Linked DNA regions of Mus musculus: region 2 is linked to region 1. A link is a loop called in an ENCODE intact Hi-C map of the cell type or tissue named here. Cell type or tissue: heart. All regions are shown on one strand. Links, peaks and the distances in the headings refer to the core of each region. The heading gives the core; the rest is flanking DNA. Region 1 overlaps Agap3 (ArfGAP with GTPase domain, ankyrin repeat and PH domain 3). Region 2 holds the start of Asic3 (acid-sensing (proton-gated) ion channel 3).

Region 1 (8,321 bases), core at 87-8,086:
ACCATCATTCCTTAGACCCGCATCTTGCACTGGCTGCTCTAGACAAGTGTCAACAGCTGGTTGGGCCAAAGGCCCAGCTGCAGTCGCTCTCCTGAGGGAGGGTTTGGATTGCTCCAGTTCACAAGGAGGTCACAGCAGTTATCACTCTTTAGGCCCACTCAAGCTCTGAGATGCCCAAAGCTGGTATGTAGTATGAGAAAATGACCCTAGGCCAAGAACGAGAGTCACACAGAGGGACTTTGTTCAGGGCCAAGGAGCTAGAAGCCGCCTAGCAGAGAAAGAGACTGTCCAACTTCTGCATCTGATCACACCATATCCTGTGGGTCCAGCAGTGTGTCACCCTCAGAAGTCTGGGCCGAGTGCTGGGCCCAGGGAAACAAACAGTGAGGAGCCTGGCGGGGCAGCAGCAGAAAAGGGACTGCAGGCGGAGAGCAATAGTGTTTCCCTCTGTCAGCAGAACAGGGGAGCAGGGTGGTGGCAGCGGCTGCTCAGGAGAGCGGTCACCACGGCTGCCTTTATTACCCACCATCAAACAGCAATTTCTTCCCCAGCCTCCTCGCTAATTACCCAGCCAGCGTTCTCATCTCGTTTTATTACTGGAATTAACAACGAGTTCAGAGCGTGGAAAGCTATTAAGATGTGTGATTAAGCCACATTCAATTAGTTTCTACAAACAATTTAATTGATGTTGCAGATAGAATTAACAGAAGGTGATTGTGTGAATGGCTCCGCTGGCTGCAAAATGGGGGAAGCTGTGGCAGGCTCTCTTGGGCCAGAGAGATTCGGCTCCAGACTTGAAGCTTGCGGCCTGCCCACCAACTTGTGCTCCACATGCTGGGCCAGCCAACTCCATTAGTAGGAGAGGCCCAGACACTGTGGTCCTGCCTCTCAGGTGAGACCTGTGCCCTTCAGGAGAGTCAGATAGGCCCAACCAAGTCATGAGGGAACCTCTGTAGGGGCTAGAAAACGCTTTCTCCCATTTGATCTTGCCTAAAAGGCTGAGAGGCCTTTCGCTTTCTCTTACTTGTTAAGATCTGAGCAACCCAGGTTCTTGCAGGTTAGACTAGGTCATTGCTGTGCTAAAGCTCTTCTGAGGTTAGAGGAAGGTGGCAAATGGGACCCAGGTGAGCGCCAGTAGCCAGTGAGGTCATGCAAGCCACAGCTACAGGCAAAGAGAAGGGGAAAGGAAGGTCACAGGAATGAACTGGGCCTGAGAACACAGCTCTTGGCTTCATGCTGTGTCTAACAGGAAGTTTTCAAGAGAGCTGGCAAGTCTGACAAGAAGGCCAGGCCCAATGCTCTGCTGGTGTCCCGAAATCCAACAGGAAGGACCTTCTTTTCTGGGTGCCTGAGGAGTCCAGCTATTGGGTACAATGGCCACAGAATCCCAAGGGGACCTAAAGGGCTAGAAACCAAGAGGCTAGGTGATTATTGGGCTGGCTGTCACCTGCAAGGGCAGCAGGACAGGTCTGGAAGTTCCTGGCCCCCAGGTCCTGTCATAGGGCCCTGAAGCACAAAGCACAAGTATGATGAGAGGAACTCCCAGGATCTCGGACACTCAGTCAGACCTCTGGTGGCTTCCCTAACTTACTCTGTTCTGACTTTTCCAGTCAGTCTCAGAAGTAGATTTTCTTGGCAAACAGTGGCAAATCTGGGTAATGTTGATAATGGATCTACCTTTTGGTTCACTTACCAGCTGGGTAGTAGCTTTAACATCGTTACAGAACCTCCAAGCCACGACTTTTAGCTGTGGCTGTAGAGATAACATTCTCACTATCTTCTCTCTTTTCTGACTTTCCCCAAACCAGAACATAGCCTGATACAACTGACCCCATCCCTCCAGGTTTCCATCCCAGCAAAAGGGATGGACCACCACACTCGGCCATAGGTGCACAGATAGAAAGCCACTGCCGAGGATGTAGGCAGGAGGCTGAAACCACCCACACAAGAGGGAGGCAGCTAGTTTTCAGGTTCCTTGGTCCTGATGCAAACATGCAGAGAACATATGTAGCCGGCCTGGCATACAGAGGGAGACATGACTCAGGAGAGCTGGCAGGGGCTTCTGCGCCTCAGCTTACAGCCCAGTTTCTCCTGAAACCAGGGAAGATACCTCAAATCCCTTCTGAAGAAGACAACCCTGAATCTACTCACACATTTTCCCCCAGCCCTCCCTAGAATGGGGAGGGAGGCCTTACATCTGCAGTGGACACTCTTGGTCTAAGACACCTTCGATCTCTGTAGGCAGGGCCACTTGCCTCCTACTGTCTTTTGAGGACATGGAAGAAGGCTGAGGGCTGTGTGAGAAGGAGGGTGGGTCAAGCTGAGAAGAGAGTCTGCTGGAGTGTGGGTCCTTCTCTGTCTCAGGGCTCACTACTACCCGGCATTCTGGCCCAGGGACTAAGGTCAATCAGTGTTACCCGAGGTAAGGGGAAAGACCAAGACCTGGAGGAGTCAGAAAAGAGGAAGACCAACAGGAAGCCCAGGTCGTGATCTGGCCCGAGTGGAGACCGCCTGAGGCCTGCTCTGCCCGGGCCTATGTCCATGCCAGGTCTTTTGGAGGGTTGTCTGGGTAGGCCTGGTAGGACCAGGTAATGGCCAGGAAATGAAACCCTTGGCACCTGTCAGGCAGGAACTCCCTGACACTGTGTGCAGATTTAAAGATGGGCTAGGGACCCTCTGAGGCTAGCCCAGAGGCTCTGGGCGGGGGCGGGGGTGGGGGTGGGGGGGTGGGGCTGGCCCACGTGCTGTGCTCCAGGGGCTTCACAGGAGAACTCATTAGCCCCACAGTGGGGTGGTGACAGAGATGGATTCTGGTGACAGCTGTGTGCTGGAGCCACGCAGTGAGGGAAGGAGAAGGAAGGAGGGTAGGGAGAGCTGCCACAGGGGCCACATTACAATTCCTGGAATACCCATGTCACCACTGCTGGGGCACAAGCCATGTGTTCTTCAGACCAGAACCTTCTACTCCTCCTTAGGCCAAACTCAATATCCTGGCTCCCTAGCATTGCTGGCCCAGGAGACTAGCGCTCCTCATCACCATGGCTAGCTCCAGACCCTGGATCAGCAACATGCATGTCCTTGGCTACAGAAGTTCAATAGTTACATGAGAAATAGAGCCTGGCTGGCAAGGGCAGGGCAGGCTGGCCATGACAGCCCAGCAGCACCAGCTAAGCATAGCTGGTGGGGAGCTTGCTCTGCTGGAAAGGCAAACATCAGTTCATATGCCCTTTCCAAACTACTAAAGTATGGTGCATTTTCAAAAGAAACCCCCAGAGATCACCAGGAGTCCTCTGTCACAGTCCCTCATCCCCACCCTTCTGGACTCACGTGCAGGCTAGGGTGGTAAGTAAGCAACCCGTTGTCACACAGCGTCACATACTTCTTCTTCCACTCCTTGTTCAAGGATTTGCCGCTTCTTTTCAGCAGGATCCCCTAAGAAGAAAGGCACAGTTACAGACCAGGAGTCAGCCTGGGGGTCGCTGTGTCCCAGGGGCAGGGTTCCAACCAGAGGCCAGCTAAAAGGCCTTTCTGTGCTGATGCCTGGGACTTGAGCAGAGCCCAGGAGCCAGCCCAGCACAGGAAAGTCATGATGTGACCAGGTCTCCTCACCCTGCTTCCTGCTGAAAGCTCTGCATCTGGGCAGAGGGGTTAAGGGCCTGCAGTGCATTGAGTAGAGCAGGAGGCCACATCTTCTCACTGGCCACTCAGCAGGAAGCAGTTTGAGCCACTATTAAGCTAGAAGGCTGTACAAGAGAGAAGGACAACTGGTAGAGGATTCTAGTTTCCTCCCACCTGAGGGAGCTCAAGGCAGAAAAATCCCATCCCAACAACGCTCCAGACCTTATGCGAGGCACCAAGAAGTCCAAGTCCCCCATTCAGCCACCAAACTGCCCATGCAAGCCAATGAGATGTCTCTTGTCCCCCAGTGCCCCTGTTTGGCCTATCAGCTCTCTACCACCGAGCTATATCCCCAGTTTTCTCTTTATAACAGCCTCTGCCAAACTGCCTAAACTGGCTTTAAACTCTCGATAGTCCAGGTGAGCCTAGAACCGATTATCCTCCTGCATCAGCCTCCCGAGTAGCTGAGATTGCAAGCCTATACCACAAGAGCTAGCATGATGTGTTCTTCGAGTGTTAGGTCCAACAGGCAAGGACAGGAGCGGGGCCTATGAGCACAACATTATCTGTGTGGGCTCTGTTAACTCTCAGTACCCAGCAGAGTCAGCACCTGGCCAGAACAGATGCCCACAAGTGTCTGTTGGAAGAACTGGAAAAAGTGCCAAGACTGTGCTGCGTGGCTGTCAAGAGATGAAGGCAGGACGGAGAACCTGATTGGCAATACCTCCCTCAGCCTTCCTTCCTTCCCTCTGGGAGAAACCAACTCCTCTATTGTGCCTTAGAGATGTCTTCTGAATTACTCCAAGATCACAGGCAGACAGGCGGGAACCTGAGTACTACACATGGAACTATGGTGGCTGGTCCCTCAAAGCCACCAACTCAGTCTAGGCAGGAAGAGGCATGTGGTCCTAGTTACAAACTGGGACTTGGTGGGAGGAGTTCTGACAGACAATGCTGAGACAGGAGAAAGGTATAGTCTGGGCTGTCCATGGGGTGGTAAAGGGTGATAATGCCCATATGTGGAGGCAAAAGCAGGCCCTGCCCTCAGCCAGTCAGTAAAAATGGCCATGGAGGAATGCCAATGAGCAGCCAAGTATCAGATTCAGCCATACACTTCCCTTGGGTCCTTCTTGACCTAGTGGATGGTGTGAAAACATGTGATTAAGGGGTGGGAATGGTGACACATGCCTGGAGCCTGAGGGCTTGAGAGACTGAGGCAGAAGGCAAGTTAAAGGCCAGCGGGTGGGTGGGCCGGCCAGCCAGCCAGCCAAGATTACATAAAAGACAATTAAGGACTTACAAGTGATCTCACCCCTGGCCACTAGGGGGCGAACGGGCGCTGAGGAAGAGTGCTCAACCAGGGAAGCGTGAGCAGCTTCAGTTTCCAGCTCCCACTTTTTGATATGTCCATATCCTTGATAAGTCCCCTCCTCCCTCCTCTTTTCCCACCCCCGAGAAACAGATGTCATTTCAGTAGATGCAGTAACACGTGGAGCATCCAGGACATCTCCTGCTTCCTGATGATGAGACGTTGCCTTCAAACAGAGGTTCTGAATGAAGACAGCCTGGGATTGTTCTTTTACAAAAAAGCCACCAGTGCCCCAGTTAAATAGTCTGTGAAGGGCCCTGAGAAGATTGCCTGGTGCCCTGTCTGTGGCCATAGTGTTCCTGGCACAGGCAAGCTGTAGAAGCAGAAGGGAGCCAAGCCACTCCTTCTCCCTGATTCTTAGCAATGGCATCCAAGGGCAAGTGACCTCTGAGGACAGACCACCATTAAGAAGAGGAGGGAAGAAGCCAAGTGAAACGGTAGGCTGCAGAATCTCCTTGGAAACCCAGCGGGCTTCACAACTTTCTTGATGTTGGTCATCAAGAGGTCTTCCTCTCACTCCGCCAGCTCCAGAACCCTCACACCTGAACCCTCTTGTCACCAATGGTAGGCATTGCCTCTAAGCCCTGGCCCGGCTCCCCTTCATGCCACCAGCTGGCTAGGTACATCGAAAAAACTTCAGTCTGTCTGGACCAGAGCTGCCTGAAGACCACCGGATCTACCCAGGTACTCCTCCAACTAGTTAGAGGGTCAGAAGTCAGTCTGCTGCAGAGGCAGCTCAGGAGCGAAGCCCTTTCTGCCCGACAAAACACCTAGCTTTCCTTGTCTTAATGAGGTTCGTTAGCAAGGGGTGTAGGCGGGGCGCCAAAGAGCTCGCCAGCAGGCTAGAGGGCGGCAGAGCGACCCTGGCCGCCAACCCTCTGCCCAGTCTTGCTGCACCCACCCTCCAACCCGGGTTCCAAGAAGGAGAGAAGCTGCGGGGTTCCCGCTCCCTCCCTGGCCGGCCGGCTGCGCACCGTGGAGCAGGAAGCAATCTGGGGCGGAATGGGAGCGGTGCGGAGGCGACAGCCCCCAGAGGACCCGTTCCCGCCGCCGCCTCCCTCCCAGCTCCGCCAGCCGACTTAATTGCGGAGTCCGGATTGATTGGGAATGCAAATGGCAACTGAAAAGCAATCTCCACTCCCAGCAGGAGCTAGGGGGAGGGGAAGGTACAGAAAAGGGGAGCACAGGACAAGGGGGCGGGAAAGGGGAGGAGCCACGAATGTGGCACAGAGATACCTAATGGGCGGCTGAGGTCAGTAAAAGTCTTCTGCTCCTCAACCTTCATGGGCAGAGCCTCCCTACTGAGCAGCACCCACCCCCACCCCGCCCCCAGGTGGACAAATGCAATCTCCAGCCCAGAGCCTTAACCTAGGAAGAGCCTTCCTGAGACACTCAGGGCATCTGACACCCAAGCAACCACCAGACTTCCAGGCACCAGTTGACAGGGCACTCTTTCCCCTTCATTCTTGCAGGTGGAGGACTCAGAGAACAACTGATCCAGTCCCCACCCCCACCCTGCTATTGCAACCCCCAGACAGGAAAGCCAGTGGGAGCAGGAGGCAAGCAAGTACTCTCAATCACTCAACAAACGTGTCTGGGTGGGTATAACCACAGTACCAACACTCTGAAGGCACTGCCATCCTCACCCCCACCTCCACTCAGGCTGAGTCCACAGTGCACCAGCAATTGAAGGCCCTGGCCTCCTGGAATCACACTGACACACAGAGGGGCAGGAAGCAGAGGACTTTCACTGCAGCCATTCTGTGCTCTCAGCCTGTTCAGGTGACTTCCCTCCCAGAGACTGTCCCAGTTGGAATGGTCCCTGGCAGACATAAATTCAATCAACAGAGGGATGAAGAAGACAAGGAGACAGGAGAAAGAAGTGGGCGTGCACGTGGCTCCCTGGCCTACACTCTAAGCCCTCATTAGCTTATGAGATCTTCTGGAAGAGTAGCCAGTGCTCTTAACTGGGCCACCTCTCTACCTTCCTGCCACAATTGTTTCTTCTGTTTTGACCAGGTGTGCTTCACTCTATCTGCTGCAAATGAAAGCTGCTTTCATTAGGGTGAGATGTACTTACCAAGAAAGCATGTGTGCGCTAGTGTGTGTGTATGTGTGTGTACGTGTGTGTGCACGTGCGTGCCGTATGTGTGTGTATGTGTACGTGTGTTCATGTGTGTATATGTGTGTGCACGTGTGCATGTGTGGTATGTGTGTGTGTATACGTGTGCATGTGTGTGTGTGCAACAGTAATTGGGAATCAGTGAATAAGAGAAAAGAGAAAGAACAGAGATGCTTGCAGTGGTGGTCTGCATCAGTAAACCCCAGACATGAGCATTCCTCCATGCTGCCTTTTACTCAGGCTCTCTTTGGCTTGGTTTGTGTTTCTGAGACAGTCTTGCTATGCTGTGGAGCCTGACCCCGGATTCCTTAAACAACCCAAGGTAGCTCAAATTATACATACTCCTGCTCTGCCTCCAAAGTCCTGGACCTGCAGACACGTTCCACCATACCCAGCCCCTACGTTACCGCCCCCACCCCCACCCCCAAGTCTTTTCCTTAGCTCAGAGTCCAGGAGGCTCCCTCTCCAGGTTGCACCAGCGAACCATCAGGTCCGGAAGCCAACTGAAGGCCGCAGGTGGCTCTCTGCTGCTCTCCAGTGGTAAGGAAGAGGGAAGGCAGCTGTCTGGGGACCAGGTTCTTGGGCCTCACGCTTCAGACCAGGAGGATCACCAGTCCCTTGGTAAACAGTAGGCCTAGGATCCTGGCCCCGGGAAGAAGGCTCCTGTCCTGGGCTAACCTGCTTGATGGGGATGGCCCGGCCACTCCCGATGCTGTCCACTCTGCACTCCGCAGCTTTCTTCTCCCTGTCCAGGTCAGCACCTTTTCGAGACTGAAAGAGAAAAGAACAAACACGTTAGAGGTCTGGGGCCTCTCTGGCGAGTCCTGCCCGCCTGTCGTTCTCCACCCTCCCGTTTTCCTCCCTCTCCTGGGCAGTCCTAACTCTGGGTTTGGCCTGGACGGCGGGTCGGGAAGGAACCAAGACACGAGTATTCCAATGGGTTTATTCTTACACACGGCACCATACAGAGCAGCACAGGTCACTGAGCCAGGCCCGCCCCTCACAAAGAGCAAGGACACAAAATACGGAGGGCGCAATGAGTGTGCAGCCCAGGGCCTGGAGTTTGTTAAGTGAAGGGAGGGGTGAGGAGAGGTGGCCCGGTGGGGCTGAGGGCTGGCCAGGAGCACAGGGCACGACAACCAGGGAGAGCAAAGTCCGGAAGTGAGCGGGCAGGTGCTCTTTGCGGCACAGACACCACACGGCACCGAGCAT
Region 2 (8,321 bases), core at 303-8,302, 70 kb after region 1:
CTGCTGAAAGGCCTGGGATTCTGTCACAGCCGCAACGTGCTACATAGGGACCTGAAGCCCCAGAACCTGCTCATAAACAGGGTATTGCTCTGGGAACAGGGAATGAGAATGCAGACGCTGGAGCAGGGGTGGGGAGCACTGAGGAAGCAGGATGGGGAGAAGGAAACTGAGCCTATCCTGACCCAGTTAAAAGGCCTTCTCCGTGTTCCCTTTGTGTTATCTCCCCTCAGAATGGGGAGTTGAAATTGGCTGATTTTGGCCTGGCCCGAGCCTTTGGTATCCCCGTCCGCTGCTACTCTGCTGAGGTGAGCCTGGGAAGGGGTACATGAAGCTGAAGGGAGGGAGTCCCCCAGCACCTTGTTTCCTCTGCTCTCTGAGCCTCCTCCTGGACCTCCTTCCAGCTCTCTAAGTGGGAGGGGGATCCCTGTGGGTGGGGTCTTCTCCAGGTGGTCACGCTGTGGTACCGCCCACCGGATGTCCTCTTTGGGGCCAAGCTGTACTCCACGTCCATCGACATGTGGTCAGCCGGCTGCATCTTTGCAGGTGACACATTGGGGTTCTGCAGAGGTCCTTCCAGTTGGGGTAACAAATAGGAGAACTTGTGAAGGAAGGGAGAGGGAGCTCTTGGGGCTGGGGCTGGAAGGCACAGGGGCACTTCAGAACAATGGGTCCTTCATGTACTCTTTTATCCCTGTTTTTCTCTGCAGAGCTGGCTAATGCAGGACGACCTCTCTTCCCTGGCAATGATGTGGATGACCAGCTGAAGAGGATCTTCCGATATCCTCCCAGTGCCCTTAGCCTACACCCCTTCACCTCTTTGTAGAATGGGAGTGGGCATAGAGCCTAGAGCTGGGGTGAGAGTTAGCCATTGCTTGCCCTTCACATTGTCCTTGCATGGATGGAGTCACGGTTGGTAAGGATGACACCCCTGATGAAGCTATTAGAAGTTGTTCCAGTAAGCCTTAGGAGGAAGGAAGAGGGTTCTTGGAGAAAAATGACTCGTCTGTTTGAACTGCAAGTATCGGGTTGGGTTTTCCTACTAAATACCATAAAATGGGGTTCATCTCAGGCTGGGCTGGGGATAGAGCATGGTGGTGTAAGAGAAGGTCAGGTGGGAATGAGGAATCCCCCCACTAGCCCCTCAAGTGTAGGTGTAACCCTCCCCACAAGTGACCCTTGACCACATGGACACACTGCTAGGGACACCGACTGAGGAACAATGGCCTGCCATGACCAAGCTGCCAGACTATAAGGTGTGCCTGGCTATGGGAGGTCTTGGTTCGTTAGAGGCCCCTTTTATTTTCCAACTCTATGATCCGTGCTGTGGCCTGACTCTGCCTGGCCCTCCTCTGCAGCCCTACCCAATGTACCCAGCTACAACATCCTTGGTGAACGTCGTGCCCAAGCTCAATGCCACGGGGAGGGACCTGTTGCAGGTAGGTGCCCGGCGGGTAAAAGATGGGGCCGTTTGTCTGTCCAGGACTAGAAACTGGAGACTGTATGCTTGCCCAGAGGGTCAAAAGATGGTGGGCTGTCCTAGCCTGAGCCACCTCTGCCTTTCTTCCCCCTGCAGAACCTATTGAAGTGTAACCCTGTGCAGCGCATCTCAGCAGAGGAGGCCTTGCAGCACCCCTACTTCTCTGACTTCTGTCCCCCATAGGCTCTCTGAACCCCAGTGGCCAGGCTGGGGCCTGGCCTGTTTAAGCCTCCCTCCCAGGAGGGTGGAAGAGTCGGGTGTGGGATGCTGAGCGCCAGCTGTGCTGGGCCAGCCAGGGCAGAGTTACCCTGGCCCGCGGCTTTCCCTCCCTCCGTGGACTTTATTTAATTTCATAAATTGGCTCCTTTCCCACAGTCTGATGATATGGTGGTGGGGTGGCTCTGGAGGGTGACTGGGGACTCCTGCAATGTGATGTGGCCCACAGCTTGTGCACTGAGCTACTCACGTCTGCTCTATCTCTTTACGTATCCTGAGACCAGGAATAGGAGGCAATGGTCCCTGTTCTTTTGATTGTGTCATGGCAGTCCTGTCTCCACACTCAGCTTACATAATCCTCCACACTTTTTTCCTCTGCCTAGAAGGCCAGATACAGTCCTGAGGTAGGATGCCTGAGTGCAAAGCTGAGTCTTTGCCAGAAGGGGAGAATGGGCCAGGCCTCTCTAGCTCTGCATCCTATATAGAGCCTTCCACATCTGTCTTCTCACACTTGGAGTTGTCAGCTGGGGCAGAAGAGATCCAGAGCTGTGTGGGTCTCTTCCATAAGCACAGCCCTTCCCAGTTCCTGTTTGTCACTTTTCCAGGGGTTGGGGTACAGTGAGAGTAGGAAACTGGAGCTGAGGCGAAACTCCAGGAGTGCCCTCTTGACAGGAAGGGGAAGGGAGGGCTCTCTTGGGCCCACTGTCTTAGCAGGTTGTCAGCTCCTATGGAGAGGTTGGAAAGGCGAGAACCTTCGAAGGCGAGACACCAGTTTGTGTTCTTGCACATGGACTAGTTCTCATGTAACCTGCCACTTCCACCTTCTCGCTGAGCTAGTTAGAACCTCGTTCCAGCTCTCCACCGTTGGTGCAATGAATACCTACTGACCATGCCCACTATGGGCCGTCACCTAAGCTCTGGGCATGGAGAGACTACCTTCTTAGATTTTGGTAGGAGGTAAGCCTAGTGTATAGGCCTGCATTCCAATCTACCAAGGAGCCCGAGGCAGTGCTGCAAGGGCAGTGTGGGCTTGGGAGTGAGTTCAAGGTAATCTGGAAAACCTAGTGAGACTCTGTTTCTAAATAAACAAGATATAAAAAGGTCTGGGAAGCCAACCATGCCTATAATCTCAATATTTGGGAGGTTAGGAGTTCAAGATAATCCTTGGCTGCATAGTACAATCCTAGCTGGAAGTTTATGAGACCCTGCCTCAGGAAAAAAGTGATGGGGGATGCTTCCATGGAAAAATACTCGCATAGCGGGCATCCTCCACACCCGAGGCGTAGTCCCCGGTACTCAAGAAAAACAAAATGAAAAGAAAATGGGTTTGAGGACCTCATCAACTCCTCACTAAGGTGTGCCTGACTGAGCTTGTCTCAAAATTACCCCACCCCACCTCAAGAGAATTGTTAAGTCTAACTGGGGCCCAGGGCCCAGCTGGAGAATGGATGAGGCTGGAAGCTGTCATCGACTCTGCTCGTGTCTGATCTGTAAGGCAGACGCCTGAGGCACGTGTACTAGAGCTTTATTAGGGTAAAGAAGGCAAAGATGTACAGCCTGGGCATGTCCAAGATGTCACGGCGCAGCCAAGCAGGTCTAGAGCCTTGTCACGAGGTAACAGGTACGGTGGGAGGCAGCGAGTGTCTTGGTGACAGCACTGGGAGCGGTAGGAGGCCTGGTGGGACAAGCCACAGCACTGGGCAGGGCCCCCTCCACCTCTTCTGTCCTGGACCTGAACTTCTTCCTCTGAACCTGTCCTGTCCCCATTATGGGGAATATTTCATATTACCTGGGGCCTAGGCTGAGATGGGGAACATGTGTTCGATGCCCATTCAACTCTTCCTGGAGCTGTGGGAAGAGGGGTCAGGTGGAGACCAGCCAATATTGTTGTACTTATAGCTCCTGGGCCAAATGTTTAAGGTTTGGGGTGAGGCCTACAATGTTAGGGATGGGGGATGGCAAAGGAGTGTTACCAGAGTGTTGCCAGAGCGCCTTTGAGAGCTCCTTCTGTTCCAGAAGTACCCCAGGACTCTGTCTTGAAAAACCTGGGGACAAGTGGCAGGAGTTAGGTGGCCAACATCTATATTCTTAGACACTGGTGGCCTGATTCTTCCCCATGGTGTCTGGGGTTCTGTCCCACCTCACAGAGGTAGTCGAGGATCTCGAGGATGGTAAGCAGGCTGGCTCCGATAAACAGTCCCATCTGTCCCCCAATGTCTCCTGTGGAGGCAGAGTGCTGTCAGTTCACGATCACCTACCTTCTGCACCTCTGCAGACCCAGGCACTCAGTACACACCCAGCAACTCCGACACTTCATAAGCTGCCTTTTGTTCCACGGCCTCATAGTTGAGGGCTTCAAAGAAGATATCCAGAACCAGTACATTCTCCCTGAAGGAAAAGAAGCGCGAACTACTTGCTGGACACCACCCGGGGCCAGCTGGAAGTGGGTGTGAGCATTCTGGCCCCTTTCAAGAACCTTGGGTTGTTCCCATCCCCCAAGTCAGAAAGTTTAAGCAGTTTGCCCAAGTCCCAGAACCTGTTATGTAGAGATGACTCTAGCCTGGGCTGTGTGCGAAAGGGTTCCAGTCCAGTTCCCTGCTAGGAGCCCCTTGACTCAGGTACAGTGCCTCCAGCCTTGCTACCATGTCCCTTGCTCACGTGATGTAAGTCTCGCTACGGTTGTATTTCCGGGCCAGGTAGCGAGCTGAAGCGCGGCTGGGAATCCGCACCATGGAGAGCTCCTTGGCATAGCGTGTAGTGGCGCACGGGTTGGGACAGACACAAGTGTCCTTTCGCAGCATAGCGTCTGCAGGCCGCAAAGCAAGGAACAGGAGCACTTGGCCAAGAGGGTTGTGATCAATGTCTGAATGGATGGGGACAGGGAGGCTGAAGAGATGTGCCTTACCCAGAGCTGGGCTGGCACAGTCCTTGTACTGCTGGGGGCTGCACACTGGGGAGTTTCCTAGAATAGGAAGAAGAGACCGGTCTGAGAGCTTGAGAGCGCCCCCTAGGGTATCTTCATTCCCTACTCTCAACAGAGCCCAGTCCCTTACCAGGCATATGCATCATTCGACATCCGCACTTCCGAGCCACATAGCGTGACTCACAGGCCAGGCGACACCCTATTAAGCTATAAGGAGGGCTGGAGCTAGGGGAACCCAGGGGATCAGAGGGCTCTGGATCAAAGTCGGGATCCACAGATGCGGTATTGCAGTCACCCCAGGGTGGTGGCAGGAAACTCAGCTGTCAGAGGGACAAGATTAAATAGGCTGTTTAGTAATAGAGGTGTGTGTGTGTGTGGCCCCCACAGTCAGGCTGAGACACTGTGGCTTGGGGTCTTAGGGCCTTCTAGGGATGGTAGGAGCTTGGGGAGGGTGGGAGGTGCAGGCAGTTGAGCCAACATACTTGCTGTTGCTGGCAGGACACAAAAGTCTGGTGGCCTGGGGCAGCACCGAAGCCCAGCTGGTCAATGGCAGGGGGTTCCTCCTGGCCGTGGATCTGCACTCGGATCCCCACCTCAAATGGGGTCTCTTCTGCAGGGAGGGGCCTTTAAGGCCCCAGACACTCCATTCCCAGGAGAGACTCTCTTGGCAGTCCCTCTCCTCAGGATTTAGAAGAGACAGCCCTGTCTCTTCTCACAAAATTACATGCTTTGGGACTTCTCCCTACACACCTACCGCCTCTCCCTCCCCCTCCTCTCCCCCTCCCTCTCCCCCTCCCTCCCATGGTCTTGTGATTTCCCAGCCTCAGGCATGCATCCACCCTTATCCCTCCTCACAGGCAATGACCCTGTGGCCCTCACCCATGTCCTTCCAGATGGGCAGATACTCCTCCTGCTGTACATCCAGCATAATCTCCAGTCCATTGCCAGCACCGCCCTTAGGAGTGGTGAGCAGCTCTGCCCCCTGGGCACCAGAGTTGAAGGTGTAGCATTGCCCCATTCGAGTGAAAATCTGGGGGGGGGGAGGTTGGGGGGAACAGAAAGGAACAGTCCCTCTCTCAAACAAGCCCTTGGGAATGGGACCATACCACCCCTTGAGCCCGTTCTCTTTGTTTTGTCCTTTAGGGTTTTGGAGGGAGGGACAGGGAGTAAGATCTTATGTAGCCTGGCCTTGTCTGGTGCTTTCGATGTAACTGAGCTGGCCTCAAATTCCTGATCCTCCTGGTTCCAAATACCAAGTCCTGGGACCACAGGAAAAGCCACCATGGCAGTGACAAATCCTTCCAGTTCTGGAGGCAGATGTGCAAGCTCAGTAGGTCTTGGGTAGATGCTCTCCCCCTGCATGTGCTGTCTTACGTACCTAGGGGGAGCCTAAGTGATGAAGTCTAGGAGATCTAGCTGATTTTCCACCATGTCCTCATTTTCTTAAGGTTTTTTTTTTTTTTTGAGACAGAATCTCTCTATGTAGTCCTAGAATTTATATATTGTAGATGAGGCTGGCCTCAAATCCCCAGGGATCCTCCTGCCTCTGTTTTCCAGGTTCTGGGATAAAAGATGTGCACCCCCATGCTTGTTTTATGCTTTGGACTTTTTTGAGACTGGATCTCATACGAAGAAACCACTTCTCCCACCCTCCTTGAAGGAACTTGATAGGCCATACCTCAATGTCCTTAGTCTCACATGTAGGTATGTGGAATGGAGAAGCCTCCTGCCTCAGTGTAACTTCTCTGCCTCTCGCCAAAGCCCTGACAGCAGTATCCCTACAGGGGTAACTGGATGTATTCTTGCCCTCTTTTGGGGTGGAATAATTCAGAGGAGGCAGAGGAACATCAGTTCTCTCCTGCCCCAGAATAGTCTCAGGGTACTGCAGTCTACTCTAGGAGCAAGTGTCTCTACTGATTAGCCCTTGGTCCTGCAGCTTGCTTGGATTGCTGTCCTCACTGAGAGGCATAGCCAGGTGCACAGATGTCTAACTGAGATGGACAGAGATAGCCTCCCAAGGCAGCTTCCCGGATAGACAGAACGAATGTCTCCGATGGAAGGCCTGTGGCCAGCAGGAAGGAAGGGATAGCCAGGCAGGGGTGGTAAGGTTTCCTTACTGACAAGGCTGAAAATTGTAGTCACTAAATAGGGTCTTCGGGCAACTGGCTCACCACTGTGAAGTTCTCAGGTCCACAGGGCTGGCCACGGTATCGGCAGTCCAGCAACATGTCCTCAAGGGAGTGGCCGGCTCTGGCGTAGAGTTGTGCCATGTCAAAAGTCGGACTGGGCATGAAGCCAGGTGGTGCAGGGGGCTGGCCCAGGGCACGAAGGTAGGCAGCATGTTCAGCAGGGTCCAGACCCAGCAGTGCCGTTCCGGCCCAGTGCAAGTCATTGGGTGTGAGGCGTGAGCGGCGCAGGGGATTGATGTTACACAAAGTGACAGCTGGGAAGGTAAGCTGGTGGCTCTCACGCTCATCCAGGGTGGTCTTATGGTGGAACTCCCCATAGTAGCGAACCCGCTCAGCCACCTGGTAGAGGAAGGCCGCCAGCGACAGGAGTACAGCTGTGGCCCACAGCCCACGGCGCAGGGTCAGGCCTCCAGGGCCAAAGATGTGGCCCAAACCATGCATCGTGCAGCTGTTGGCGAACACCCGGATGTCTGAGGCCTGTCGCCGCTGGGCCTCCTCCAGTCCTGAGGGAGGTTTCATGGCTGGAGCAGGGAGGTTTCCTGACTGGGGATGGGATTTCTAAGGAGCACGGAAGCTGTTTTGTAGGGCTAGCAGGATAGTGGTGGGGATTGAAATGGGACTCAAGTAGCTCAGCAAGGAATACGGAGAGAGAAGGAGAAGGTAGAGACGGGAGGAGCCAAGACAGGTGAAAGTACTGGCCTGATAGGACTGGATGAGTTGAACTTCGGTCAGCTCTGCCTTCCCCAGAACAGGCGTTGACTCCGTGGGGCTGGGTCTCTGCAGTAAAGACCAAGTAGGGCGCAGGAGGTAGTGGCAGGCAGGGGCTGCAGAACAGGACTGAGCTAAAGCTGCTGCAGAGGATTAGGTTTCAGCACGAGGGGGGTTGGGGGGCAAGCGGAGCAGTCTGGGGGGGCAGGGGAGGTCCCTGGGGGCACAGGCTGAGCCATTAATGCAGCATGTGGGGGAGTCTCTGCTGTCAGAGACCAGAGGCGCCAGGAGGAAACCACAGCGGTCCATGGTAGGGCTTGAAGGAAACCCAGATAGACATTGGGGTTTGGGATGCCTTTGAGGCCTTTTAGGCTCCCAGTCACAGCCCCTGAATGCAGACCTGAGGGTCATTGGCTGATTCTTAGTCTACCCCCTCTCCTTTTTGCCTCTCCTGCCCTTCCATGAACCCACCTGACATCATTTGTTCTTTTGCAGAGTGGACTTGGCTTCTGACCAAGTTAGAGAGTGGTGGGAGGTTTGGCACAGGCAGATCTCTTCTTATGCCCCTAGCATCCTAGTAATACTACATGACAAGGGCCCTCTTCAGGTTCCATATCCAGTGGCCTCTGTCTTCTGACTATCCTCCTCTGCCTGGAGACCCAGACCCTCCTTTTGGTGAGGCTATCCTCCTTCATAGTGACCATGGACTCTCCTGCTGCCCTAGAGGTATCCAGGGTCCTCTGTTACTTTACATCTTCCTCTCTTAATGAACATATTCTGGGGATCATGAGCTCCAGAACCCGGAAAG

Evidence for each region. A loop is a pair of places that touch in the nucleus more often than their neighbours do. Peaks named below come from ENCODE experiments on the same cell type or tissue, not always from the same donor. Only the 100,000 strongest peaks of a DNase experiment are listed, where the experiment ranks them.
Region 2: a loop joins it to region 1, with 2.9 times the contacts of the local background. A loop is called at or near these places in 14 of 42 quality-filtered maps.

What each region holds. Positions count from the first base shown.
Region 1 is chr5:24,482,900-24,491,220 of GRCm38, reverse strand. It overlaps Agap3 (ArfGAP with GTPase domain, ankyrin repeat and PH domain 3), which reads right to left. Exons shown (of 18, transcript NM_139153.2): 9 at 7,788-7,880; 10 at 3,328-3,432. Among named protein-coding and RNA genes, the nearest start is that of Agap3, 35 kb to the right of the region's middle. In heart, for the core only: CTCF peaks have their summits at 4,941 (motif pointing right) and 7,643; DNase peaks (open chromatin) are centred at 4,910 and 7,640; H3K4me3 peaks cover 836 bases; H3K27ac peaks cover 479 bases; H3K27me3 peaks cover 379 bases.
Region 2 is chr5:24,412,715-24,421,035 of GRCm38, reverse strand. Asic3 (acid-sensing (proton-gated) ion channel 3) reads right to left here and starts at 7,585. Exons shown (of 11, transcript NM_183000.2): 1 at 6,788-7,585; 2 at 5,496-5,646; 3 at 5,099-5,226; 4 at 4,747-4,936; 5 at 4,599-4,655; 6 at 4,352-4,499; 7 at 3,990-4,081; 8 at 3,834-3,913; 9 at 3,667-3,738; 10 at 3,483-3,541; 11 at 3,202-3,368. The coding sequence starts at 7,324. The coding sequence ends at 3,290. Cdk5 (cyclin-dependent kinase 5) reads left to right here. Exons shown (of 12, transcript NM_007668.4): 6 at 1-81; 7 at 231-305; 8 at 447-543; 9 at 708-777; 10 at 1,193-1,253; 11 at 1,356-1,436; 12 at 1,574-2,808. The coding sequence ends at 1,660. It also overlaps a transcript of Abcb8 not described here. In heart, for the core only: a CTCF peak has its summit at 4,705; DNase peaks (open chromatin) are centred at 455, 4,415 and 4,755; H3K4me3 peaks cover 238 bases; H3K27me3 peaks cover 2,588 bases.